Regions from separate parts of the Homo sapiens genome. Here region 1 is linked to region 2. The links are chromatin loops, found by intact Hi-C in ENCODE. Cell type or tissue: A673. All regions are shown on one strand. Links, peaks and the distances in the headings refer to the core of each region. The heading gives the core; the rest is flanking DNA. Region 1 overlaps PTPRK (protein tyrosine phosphatase receptor type K). Region 2 overlaps PTPRK (protein tyrosine phosphatase receptor type K).

Region 1 (2,921 bases), core at 136-2,635, 79 kb before region 2:
TGAAGAGAAGGGGAAACAAGAATTGCTGTTCAATGGATATAAAGCCTCAGTTACGCAGGATGAATAAGGCCCAGAGATCTGCTGTACAACGTTACACCTATAGTTAGCGATACTGTATTGTGCACTTAGAAATTGTTTAAGAGGGAAATCTTGTGTTTTTAATTTATGATGGTTAAGTATTCCTACCATCAGAGGCATCCTAACCAGAGTCACTCCATCTTGAATGAAGGTGGGAAAAAGTCAAATCTGCTGGGTTACTTTCCCTGGGGTTCAGCACTCTTGGTCACAAGATATTCATGGTTGAGGGACTAAGTTAATAGTGTTAACTAACTGTATAAGACCCAGAACTTATGGAAATGCCCTAGTACTTTAAGAACAAAAACCATTCTTAGTTTGAGAATAGGTTTTGCTTTAAAGATAAGCGTAATATAAGAAAGTAACAATATTAATAGCCTGCCACAAGCTAATCACAAACCATCATAAAAGAGTACATCAAAACCTATTTATATAAGCAAGCATTGTATTTGAAATGGCGGTGTGCCTCCTCTTGCATTCTGAGGACACCCTACTCTGCAACTAAGTAGTATCTAATAAACTATGTTACCTTCACTATACTATACTCTGCCACTCGCCCTGAATTCCTTTCCATGAGAGATCCAAGAACCCACTCTTGGGGTCTGGGACAAGAACCCTTTTCCGGTGACATTACCACAATAAATAAAAATAAATTACATAATTAAATACATTTTTAAACAAACAGGTCGACTCCAAAGCCTTAGCGATTATTTAGGCGGTAATTAAGCTGACCCAAGGCAGGAGGAGAGTGTAGAATAAAGATGTTCTTGCTAGAAAGAATAGAATGAGACAAAACTAAATGAGTAGCAGGCAGAGAAATAATGAAGGCAGACCCAAAATAGCAGTATAGGCAGGGCTGATGAGGGGGTGTACCGAGGTATAGCATAGCAAATGGGCTATGAGGAGTGTGAATATGTGGAATTGAAACAGCTCCCACCTTCGGCCAGAAGCTGTCGCGATTCCCAGAAGGGCAGGGTTAACAGGACACAGTCATCCCTCGCATAGGCGGGAGAGATCAGTTTCAAGATCCCAGCTTATACCCAAATCCGTGCATACTAAAGTCCCACAGTCAGCCCTGAAGAACCTGAACATCCGAAAAGTTGCTTCTCCCCATATACGGGTTTCCCATCCCGGGATACTGTAATTTCAATCACCATTTGGATGAAAAAATATCCGGGTATATAAACGGCCCCACGCAGTTCAAGCCCGTGTTGTTCAAGGGTCGGCTGTGCATACATTGGGGCTGATTCGCTCAGTCAAACCACCTAACATCACAGACGTTTCTCAAAGAGAGTCTTGCCTGTAGGTGACCTCCACTGACATCTCTACCTCTGCTAAGGAGTAAAGGAATAAATGAAAATTCTGCGTGCCACTTTTGAATGGATGCCAACCCTTGGCTCTTCATTCTACCTACTCTTATACACACAGTAACACTCTAAACCATAATAATTCTACTGTAAGTTTCTTCTTTGAAATGGCAATCGCCAGCAGGGAATTCTGTAAGAAGAATCTACTCTATCACTGCCAGGGCACACAGAATTTTGAATTAAGGAAACAGCTGGCTGCTTGCCACAGGCAGGAAATGGAGAAGAGCCAGTCAGCATTCATCTCTCTACTTCTGTCCAACTAACTACTTCTAGCTCTCTTCATCTGCCTTCATCTTACCTCTTTTGATTTGGGGATTGAATCAAAGAGCTGTTGTGCACCTCAGATGCAATGGAGTATCAACTTACAAAAAGATACAAACAGTGAACTAGGGCTGCCCCAGGTGCCAAGTTAGGCTGAGAAAAGCCTAAAGACAAAGGAGTTCAGGCTGCAAGACTGAAACCTGAACACACTGATGAATACAGTACCACTACTTAAGCTCTTACTGATCAGCTGCTTCTGAATTAATCACCAAATAATGGGCAGCATTTACAGAGAGCTCCTAGTACTCCTGGTACACAAAAAATACTTCCAATAGTTGCATCAACTCTGGGAAGAAGTTTTGCTTTCCCATTGAAACAGAAGTTTAGAGAAAAAAAAAATGACCATATAATTATTCAGTGATGGATCAGTATTCCAATTAGAACTCCAAACTTAACGTTCTTTCCATTAAACAGTGGAATAATACCAGGGAAACACTGAGATTTGCTTAGAAAGTACTTTGGAGTGATCAAAGAATTGTTTTTAAAAAAACGGAAAAATTTCTTAGAAGATCAGGATTCCACTAAATGGTCATAAGTTCTTTATTAGATGGGAATCAAACATTTAGGAGCAAAATTGATTGAACAGTTATGCATTTCCCCTTCCCCTTCCTGCTTCACATATTTTACAATGAAATTACTGAAGTGGTGGGGTGGGGGGCTATGAATGAGCACGGTAGATAACACCTGTATCCAAAAAGACTACAAATAATACAATGAGTGCAGAAACTTTGATTCACCATTGAGTACCCAGTCAAGAACAGAGTCTGGCCAATATATTTTTTAATAAAATAATTCATTAAGAAAAATGGAAAACTATTCCCACTAATGTAATTTGAAACAATAATCCTTAGTACATAGAACTAATTCAAGCATGAAAAAATTACAGTAGGTTTCAGATAATAGAATCTCCTTCAAAATGCTTTATTCATGATTTCTGCTATGGTTTAATAATTCAAAAACCTATGCTTTGGGGTAAAGAGAAAGTATCACAAAAACAGTCCAAACACCAAGGAGTAAAGCCTACCGATTACAATGAATGACAATCTGTGACCCTGAGGATAATTATATGCTGCCCCTAATTAGTCTTCCAAAAGTTTGAGAATTCATCTGCTGAAAGTGAAAATGCAGTTGCAAATAGATAGACTTCTAAACATCTGA
Region 2 (2,921 bases), core at 256-2,755:
CCATTTGAAGAAGGAACACAGACCAGATACATATGATCAAAGTGTAAAGACTGAGAAGAATACACAGAGGGAAATTTTTACATTGACAGAACTAGAAAATGTGTTTGCGCAAAGGCAAAGGCTGATTTCAATAAACAAGTCAAAAATACCATAGGACTTTTTTCCTCTTCTAAAAATTAAGTAAAAGATCAAAAACACATACACACACTCACACACACACATACACGTGCACACACACAGAATCCCTGTGTTCTTTGTTTTGTCTTTAAGAACAATCTGTAAACTTTCTTGATGCTTCCTGCTCTCAATCTTCCAGCATCTCTCTTCCTGCACTCCATGAAAAGCAAGTAGGGGAAATGGGAGCAGCACAGATCCCTATTTAGCATGATGTTCACTGTCTTTAATACCAGTTTGAGTAGACCTGGTATACTGCACTTTAAAAATATTAGTAGCCAACACACTTTTTCTATATGGAATCTTATCACATGAATTAAATATTACCTTAAAGGCCAGAAAAACCTGTAACAAACCATCATTGCTAGAAATATGAGATTTGGTGGGAATGTTGGCATTAGCTTTGGTTAGTGGATGAGTCATATTTCCAGTTCTTAAGGACATGTACAGCACTAAAATATATTTGGCAAAAACAAAAGGGCTGTGATCTTGTGTATATATATGTGGGGCTCTGTTTTTGCTAGAAAAGAGTAGGAGGGAGTGTGGGAGGGGGCAGAGTGGCAGAGGGGTTGATTTATTTTTGAAATTCACTTTTATGAGCACAAAGAGAAGAGCTGTCAGCAGCACACATGCCAATGTCCAAACAGCAGCCAGACTCTCCTCTTTCCGTCTGGGTAGGCCAGACACAAAACTACATCTCACGACCTAGGAAAATCAAGAGTCAGATGCAAGAGAACTAGAGAGAGAAAAAAAAACAGTCCTGGAAATGTCCAGCTACATATGATTGCTAGTGATTAGAACGTGGAGTTTTAATGAATTGAGGGATCGAGGGATATTTAGCCAATCAAAACCAAAAAAAACTAACAGGCAAACCTTAAAGCAAGCTGGCTCCAAAGTATCTTCCTAGCAGGTAATAAGTATAAGAGAAATTAATCTCACCTAAAGAGACAACAAGGAGTCAGATACTGCTCAGGTGCTGCTTAGATGAGTTACAGCATTCTAAGTGCACATCAACAGGGTGACATGTCAGGAACTATAGACAAAGCAGGATCTCGAGCTGTATTTCCAGGCTCCTATCATACAAGAGAGACAATAGTCCCTCTCTAGGTCATTGATAAGACTGCATCTAGAAAGCTACATATTATTCTCAACACAGAGTTGAAAACCTGAACCAACAGTTAAACAAACAGCTAAAGAAACTGACTAAAAATATTTTTTTCTGTAGTTAGAAATGCCAGGAATGTTAATAGTGACTCTTCCATGGGTCTAACTCAAGTAAGGATTTATACGAGGTAAGTTAAAAAAATTAAGGATAATCGATCATTGTGCTGACAAAATTATGGTCTGGCCAATCTAGTATGTTTATGTTTAACAATAACTATGTTAAACAATAATTAAATGAATGACTGGCTGAGTGAAAACACACACACACATGCACACACACACGTGCGCACACACACACTCACACACAAATCCTGAACAGCCTGCACTTACTGGAGAGAGAATTTGGAAGGAGTAAAAAGCTGAGACTAAGGCACTTAATGATGATTACACCCCAGATAGCTGCACAGTGCTTTACAATTTACAGTGCTAGTTCCCATAAATTACTTCATTTAATCATAAAAAACATGTGGAAAGGTCAAGTTGGGTATTATTATCCCCATTTTACAGAGGAGAAAGCTGAGTTTCCAAGTCACCTTACCTGCATCTGGTTTCGTCAGTCATCTAAGTCCTTCTACAGAAAACTTTCTTACATTATATCAAGAGATCACAGCTATACAACCCAGTGAATAAACTTTAATACTTCTTTATTCTTCTATGCCTCGGTTTCCTCAGATATGACATGGGTGTCATTTTAAGTGAGAGGTGAAACTGAAAGAATGTATGAGTTGGGATTTACAGAACGTTCTGGTTTTAAAGAGGCTCACAGTGCAGCAGTTTTACACTTTAACTGCAAAAGCTAAGAAAAAAGTCACAATAATGAAAACACTCTTACATTTTTGGTTTAAACAAAGAAAACTGAATAAGTATATGACACATCAAAGTCCCAACAATGCTCAGCCTTTCAAAATTTGCTTTTGAAGCTTACTACATTAGGAACCACATGATATCGGAAAGTAAACTGATCTTAATGAGTATGATTTGAAAGACATACTTCAGATATTTTTAAATTCTCAACATGAATTTGTCTTGGACTTTTAAAGTGGGTTTATTTAAATTTCTCAAAAGGAATAAAAGTTCACTAGTTAAAGTAAAATATAAGAAAAACCAGCAATATGGAATACACCTCCAATCTTCAATACATCTCTAATCTATGTCTGCAACAAATCTGACTGCCATAGAATTTTATGACAATAAAATATCAAATGATTTATGGTAGCCAGAAAAAAAAGGAAGTATTTACAAAACAAACTTATAATTTGTGGAGAAAGGCAAATCCACAATCTGACTTTAAACTCTGGGAATAAAAGACATTCATTTCTGGGCATACATTCCTAAAGGGCAAAATCTTGAGATGCAATCCTGTGATTACTGTACTTTTTAGGAATGCACATTATATTAATTAAATATACAACATCATGTCAAATGTTATGCTTTGTCACTAAAGAAAAGCCAGGCATATTTAGTTAAAGTACTTAGAACTAGATATCTAAGAACACAATTGTTTATTGTACGTATCTAAACTCCAGGTATCAGAAAAGCTCATTTTCACATTCAGCTGGAGGAAAAGTAGTATTTATTTGTTA

Evidence for each region. A loop is a pair of places that touch in the nucleus more often than their neighbours do. Peaks named below come from ENCODE experiments on the same cell type or tissue, not always from the same donor. Only the 100,000 strongest peaks of a DNase experiment are listed, where the experiment ranks them.
Region 1: it touches region 2 in a loop (3-fold over the local background); 11 of 110 quality-filtered maps call a loop at or near these places.

Annotation. Positions count from the first base shown.
Region 1 is chr6:128,436,835-128,439,755 of GRCh38, forward strand. All of the region lies in intron 1 of PTPRK (protein tyrosine phosphatase receptor type K), which reads right to left. Among named protein-coding and RNA genes, the nearest start is that of PTPRK, 82 kb to the right of the region's middle. In A673, for the core only: no CTCF peak of the experiment used is centred there; a DNase peak (open chromatin) is centred at 1,637; H3K4me3 peaks cover 1,326 bases; H3K27ac peaks cover 2,303 bases.
Region 2 is chr6:128,515,476-128,518,396 of GRCh38, forward strand. All of the region lies in intron 1 of PTPRK (protein tyrosine phosphatase receptor type K), which reads right to left. Among named protein-coding and RNA genes, the nearest start is that of PTPRK, 3.7 kb to the right of the region's middle. In A673, for the core only: a CTCF peak has its summit at 1,280; a DNase peak (open chromatin) is centred at 1,246; H3K4me3 peaks cover 632 bases.